2 separate regions of the Homo sapiens genome follow, and region 1 is linked to region 2. A link is a loop called in an ENCODE intact Hi-C map of the cell type or tissue named here. Cell type or tissue: heart right ventricle. All regions are shown on one strand. Each heading gives the region's core, and the rest is flanking DNA. Links, peaks and the distances in the headings are about the cores only.

Region 1 (2,930 bases), core at 185-2,684, 220 kb before region 2:
GTCCTTTATTTACGGAGGAGAGTGGCTATTTTTGAACACTAACACAATGACTCTGGCTTTGCTGCCTAACTACGAGGAGAGTTCCAATTTCTACCTGGGCCCAGACCCCTGATTACTGCTCGATGATCCCCTAGGTTATCTCTTCTTTGACCTCCATGACAACAAACCATTATGTGGGTGGTTAGCATTTGCCTGTCTCTGGACCCTGATGTTAGCCTACTACTCTTTTTCTATTACATGTAACTGGCTGATCTTTCATGTCTGCTTGTCTCCCATGGACATCCAAATAACCATCTCTCTGTTTCACCCCTGGTGGAAAAAACATGAAAATCCATGTTTGTGATCTGTATTTGTAAGTCAGAGAGCAGCTTTGTTACCATCAAATGCTATATTTTTATGATATTGACATCCTATAATCAGAATCATTCTTTGGAGCACAGATCAAAGAGAAAACAGAAAGCCACAACAGTTCCCAGTACTGTAATTACAAAACAAAATAAACAAGCAAAACATATGTTGGGCGTTTCATATATTGGGGTACCTGTTCAGTATCAATGTGATACCATGAGTAAATTTTTGTTGTTTCTATTTTGGTCATCAATTTTCTTATCTATAAAAAAAGACAGTTGCACTCACTGTTCTCCAGAGTCCTTCTGAGCACAACTCACCTAAAACCCCCTTTTTAAAACATCAAACTGTATATTAACAGCTAACCTTAAATGAGAAGATAGTCAGGAAAACCAAGTGTGTAATTGTGGCTTGGAGGATGGGATTAGGAGTTGCCCCAAACTGTCCTGTGCTTCCTGTCTGTATCAGCTTCGGTGAGTGCAGAAAAGACTGACCGTGTCTGTGAACACTCACATAGATGTTTTGACTACTTGGTGGTGAGCACACCTCTTTCAGGTAGGATAGGCTCTTTCTCTGAGTCACTGACCAGCCCTTGTTGACTGTAATCATCAGAGGAATGAGAATATTATCCACGGAAAAAGGGATTATTGTTTTTTTCCGAGGATCACAAAGAGACTTGTAAATAGTCCTTTAATTCCATTTTTCTCAACTCAAGAAGATACCACACTTGTAATTCCTGCCTGCAACACAGCTTGGATTGAATTGTCATGAAAAGTGCCATCTAATTTCAGTAGCTAACCATGACTACTAGTGACACTTGTATGTGTTTAGCCTTTCACTGATGTTTTTACATCTATTATCTCACTTTATCCACAGAATAGCACACCAAGGCAGGTGCAAGAGATATGATCATTTAACCGATAAGGAAACTGAGACTCACAGAAGTAAAAGCACTTGTCTGGGTCGCACAACTAAAATCTGGATTTTCTGACTCCAAATGGTGATTTTTCTTCACAATCTCAAATATGGAGATATTTTATATTCTTCCTGATGTCACAGTGCCATCTGTATTCAGTAGCTATTGACCATATATTGTAAGTTCAGATATTATAGTCTATTACATGCCTCTAATAGTACACGCAAAAGCAAGTATGTCATCATGGCGTTCCTCTTTATAATACAAAGTCACTCAGGTGCATCTCTAATAAACGGGATGGTTTCTTGCGGCGGCTTTTGCTAGAGTTGCCTAATACCACCCAGTCAGGGAAAAGGTACACTGGGCAAGGAGGGCTAACCCTGTGCTTCCACTGGAAACAAGCCTAAATCTTTGTACACGTCCGCTATTGATTCCTAATTATCACCAGGAGATGGCGCTGTGCATTAGTAAACATCCGGCTTACAAAAGTACAGGGTTTCAGGGAAAGAATCACTGGGGAGATGGTAAATGAGACAAATGTTTGTGAGGGAAAAAATATTGAACAGCTGATGCAGGACGAAGGCACATTTGTGGGATTTAGAAGATGGAGTATAAAATTGTGACTTTTTCATGAGGCATGTAAAACAATTATTTTGCTGTTACTTATTAGAATATTGCTGGAGAGTCAAATCAAACAGAAATTGTTCTATTCAACGCAATGGGTAGGTGCTCAGTAATACGGGCGAATGTTTGCACTCTGTTGACATCAACCTAGCTCTAGAAATGTTAAATGATTATCCAGTTATTTCCCAATCCGAGAGTTCTTTCTTCTTTGCCCAAACTGCTTACTCCAAGCTGTGTCAGCTATGAAAGTAACCTTTGTCTCTTACGATGATCCTCCTTGTGCTTATTTTTGTATGTAAAAAATTTTAGGCTCATAGCTTTTTAATGAATTTAAGAAAAAAAAATGTGTTCTTGTTTATGTTACTGTTTCAATGAGAGTGAAGTGTTTTCACATCTTGCAGACTTAGAGCCCCCTCGATTTCATCAAGGTCTTGCAGTCTGAGGGTCTAGCAGTGTTGTAGTTTCAGTTTCAGATATACGTCTAAGATTTTTTATTTTTGAGATCTCATAATCTTGCAGTATTTATTCGTAGGTTATTACTTAAAAGAAAGTCCCAAACAAGTGGCCAAGAAATTTAAAAGAAAGTTAAAATGAGTCTAATTAAAGCTGAAATTAACGAAAATTCTGATAACATCAAAATTTTAGCGTTTTGGTGGCCCAAAGTATTTGGGGGCTGAGCCAAAAAGAAAAGAAACAACTACTTTGATTCCTAGTGATTCCATTCTAAGCCCTGCCAGATGGATTAAAGCCACAACATCTCTACAGACATTTCAAATTCTGCTTGAAGCAACAAACTGATCAGTCCTTTACTCTAGCTAACAGAGGAAAACAGAGGAAAGTGGATCACTTCTTAGAGAAAAAGAAACAAATAAAACTATATATATAAATATATGCAGTATATATATTTTATGCATTATACATATTTTATATATATTCATATATTATATAGTATATATACTATACTACATATATACTGTATGTACTATATACTATTATATATAGCATATATGTAGTATAGTATATATACTACATATACTATATA
Region 2 (2,930 bases), core at 324-2,823:
TGCACAATACCTGTAAGAAGTCATTACATGTTGAATGAAATTAAATAACAAGGTCAGGGTTTGTTTGTATAGACAACCTCAAAATTTAGTGGTGAATAATAATCCAGAGAGATTTAAAAATTGGAGGTGTTGTAAACTGGAGACATAATGAAGGAAAGCACTTCCCAGATGTATATCAGAAACTTCACCCTATACAGTGAAAACTGAATTATTAAATTACCAGCATATATATTCATGAAACACTGGGTTCAATTACTCATTGAGATACTACCAGAAGAATGAAACACTTCAACAAATATTTTGATTTTGTCAACACTCCTTTTCCTTTATTTACATAAGGAAAGTCCTTTAAATTTTAATGTTCCCTATTTTAAGTATGAATTAATATATGCCTCTGGGATTCACTTCATATACAATTTCCAGATAATATTTTCATAAAGATGTTAGAGATCATCAAATTACTTTTGGTTATAAGCATGTATTCTAAGCACATTCTATGATACTTGAGTCATTTTTTGTGTAAAGTACTGGACATAGGCTTTAATTCTATGCCAGATAGATTCATTTGATTCAATTTGATACAAAATCTACATGCAATATTTACTGAGCACCTCTTCTGCCTAAGGCTTATCCTGGACTTATACAGCAGTTCCCTCTTCTCTGCAGGGGATCCATTCTAAGACCCCCAATGGATGCCTGAAACCACGAATAGTACCAAATCCCATATACAGTGTGTTTTTTCTTATATATATGCACCTATGACATTTAATTTAATTAATATGAAGCTAATCTGGCACATGTTGCCACCAATGATGATTTCTGTTTGTGTCTCATCCACAAATTTAATGTCTTTCCCATTGGACGTATGCACTTATCACACACTGCGGCCATAACTTTTGCAGTTTAAGGCGCAGCAGCAAAACTAGCATGAATTTCTTTTTTCTTCTTCACAATTTCACAAATAGAAGATTAACTTTTATGTAGATGTTAGCCACCTCAGCATACAACATTTTTTTCTTTCCTTATTAAGTCAAAAACTTTCACCTTTTTCCCTAAAGAAGGCAGTTTCCTGCTTCTGCACAGCATCTCTGACTTGCTAGCAAAACTAATCTTGTGCTTAGGGGCTATTACTACATAAAATAAGGGTTCTTTGAACAAAAGTATTGTAATATTGTGACAGTTCATCTAATAACTGAGGGGCCACTAATTGACTAAAAAGTGGTTCGTGTTTAGTGTGGATATGCTGGACAAATGAATGATTCACTACCTGGGTGGGACAAAGCAGGATGACATGAGATTTCATCCTGCTACTTAGAATAGCATGGAATTTAAAACTTAAGAGTTGCTTGTTTCTGAAATTTTCTATTTAATATTTTCTCCGCAGTTGACTATGGGTAACTGACACTGAAGGAAGCAAAGCCATGAATAAGGGGCAACTACTGTATACAATTCTCAAGTAGGGGTGATCCCCTGTCTATAATTATCTTCCACTTAAATGAAGGTGAAGCTTAAAGGAATATGATGTAAACTGGACCACCGATATCATAAATGTGTTTTTCATTTGGGCCAGCTATTTTTACTCTCTCCGTTGCTTCACAGGGTCAGAAAAAATGATATTACTCCCTGGCCTATATAGTGGCTAATATCCTTCAGAGTAATGAAGAGCAGTCCTCACCAAATGTGTTAAGAAGTTCTCATTCCAAAAGAAAGAAGTGGATGGCTTAGGCTAGGGTTTGGAGTCAGAGTGCTATGCCAGATCCATATCTGAATGCATTGCCTTATTCTCTGAATGTTTTCCGTCATTCAGAGATACATATATACAATGATACTGTCATTGTATCATTCAAAGTTCATATCTATAAAGAGCCAACTCTTGCCACTTTGTCATTGAATAGAGTGCCTTGAAATCTAAAATTTCTCCCTGCAACTAGTGATGGCCTGATAGATATTTAACAATTTATTCTGTGATGCTGACCTGAGCCCCTGTTAGTAATAGTAGCTAATTTCCGTGGCTTAAATACAATCACTATTTCAATTTGTCACACTGGAGTCACTGAATGCAAAGTTGTAAAGAGATGTGCAGTAGTTCACTGTTATATAGTATGAATTATTTCTAACATAAAGATACAAAAGAGGTAAATAATTTCAAAAGCATTGATAGGAATAAAATGTATTAAAATAACTAAGACACATTTTGAGTACTCATTGCCTCTGTTTCTAAATGTAATTTATTTGATTGTAAATTTATGTAATTTTATTTTCTATACATATATTTTTAAATACAGGGTCTCACTTTGTTGCCCAGGCTAGAGTGTAATGACACAATATAGCTCACTGCCACCTTGAATTCCTAGGCTCAAGTGATCCTTCCTCCTAGACCTGCCAAGTAGCTGGGGCTACAGGCACTGGCTACTACATCTGGCTAGTTTTTTATTTTTTGTATGTGTGGAGATAGATTCTCACCATCTTGCCCAGGCTGGTCTCAAACTCCTGGGCTAAAGCTATCCTTCTGTCTCAGCCTCCCAAAGTGCTGGGATTACATGCCACTGTGCCCAGCCAATACTGTATTTAACAACTGATCTGCAAAATTCTTGAAATGTTATCAGCTCTCATGATCTTGTATGAACTGACACCAGTCTACTGACTACGATCCTATTAAAATGGTTCTCCTGGTATATAGCTCCTCTTTTATATCATGACTCCCACTTTCTTAGTTTTTTGCCATGTTTTATGAAAGTTGACTTGCTTTGAAAAGGCAAGAGGAGAATGAACTTTCTGAGGCTTATCATGGTGTCTACTATGGTAGGAAGAATTCCAAGATAACCTTCAAATAAGTGAAACTCTTAAATAATCCTCTCTGCTTATTGTGGATGGAAACTAAGTAACTTCTAGCAAAGGTGATGCAATGGTCAATCTTGTGACTCTCAGAT

Evidence for each region. A loop is a pair of places that touch in the nucleus more often than their neighbours do. Peaks named below come from ENCODE experiments on the same cell type or tissue, not always from the same donor. Only the 100,000 strongest peaks of a DNase experiment are listed, where the experiment ranks them.
Region 1: it touches region 2 in a loop (3-fold over the local background); 3 of 110 quality-filtered maps call a loop at or near these places.

Annotation. Positions count from the first base shown.
Region 1 is chr3:190,810,274-190,813,203 of GRCh38, forward strand. No RefSeq gene overlaps it. Among named protein-coding and RNA genes, the nearest start is that of GMNC, 51 kb to the right of the region's middle. In heart right ventricle, for the core only: a CTCF peak has its summit at 1,700 (motif pointing right); no DNase peak of the experiment used is centred there; H3K27ac peaks cover 164 bases.
Region 2 is chr3:191,033,514-191,036,443 of GRCh38, forward strand. No RefSeq gene overlaps it. Among named protein-coding and RNA genes, the nearest start is that of SNAR-I, 160 kb to the left of the region's middle. In heart right ventricle, for the core only: no CTCF peak of the experiment used is centred there; no DNase peak of the experiment used is centred there.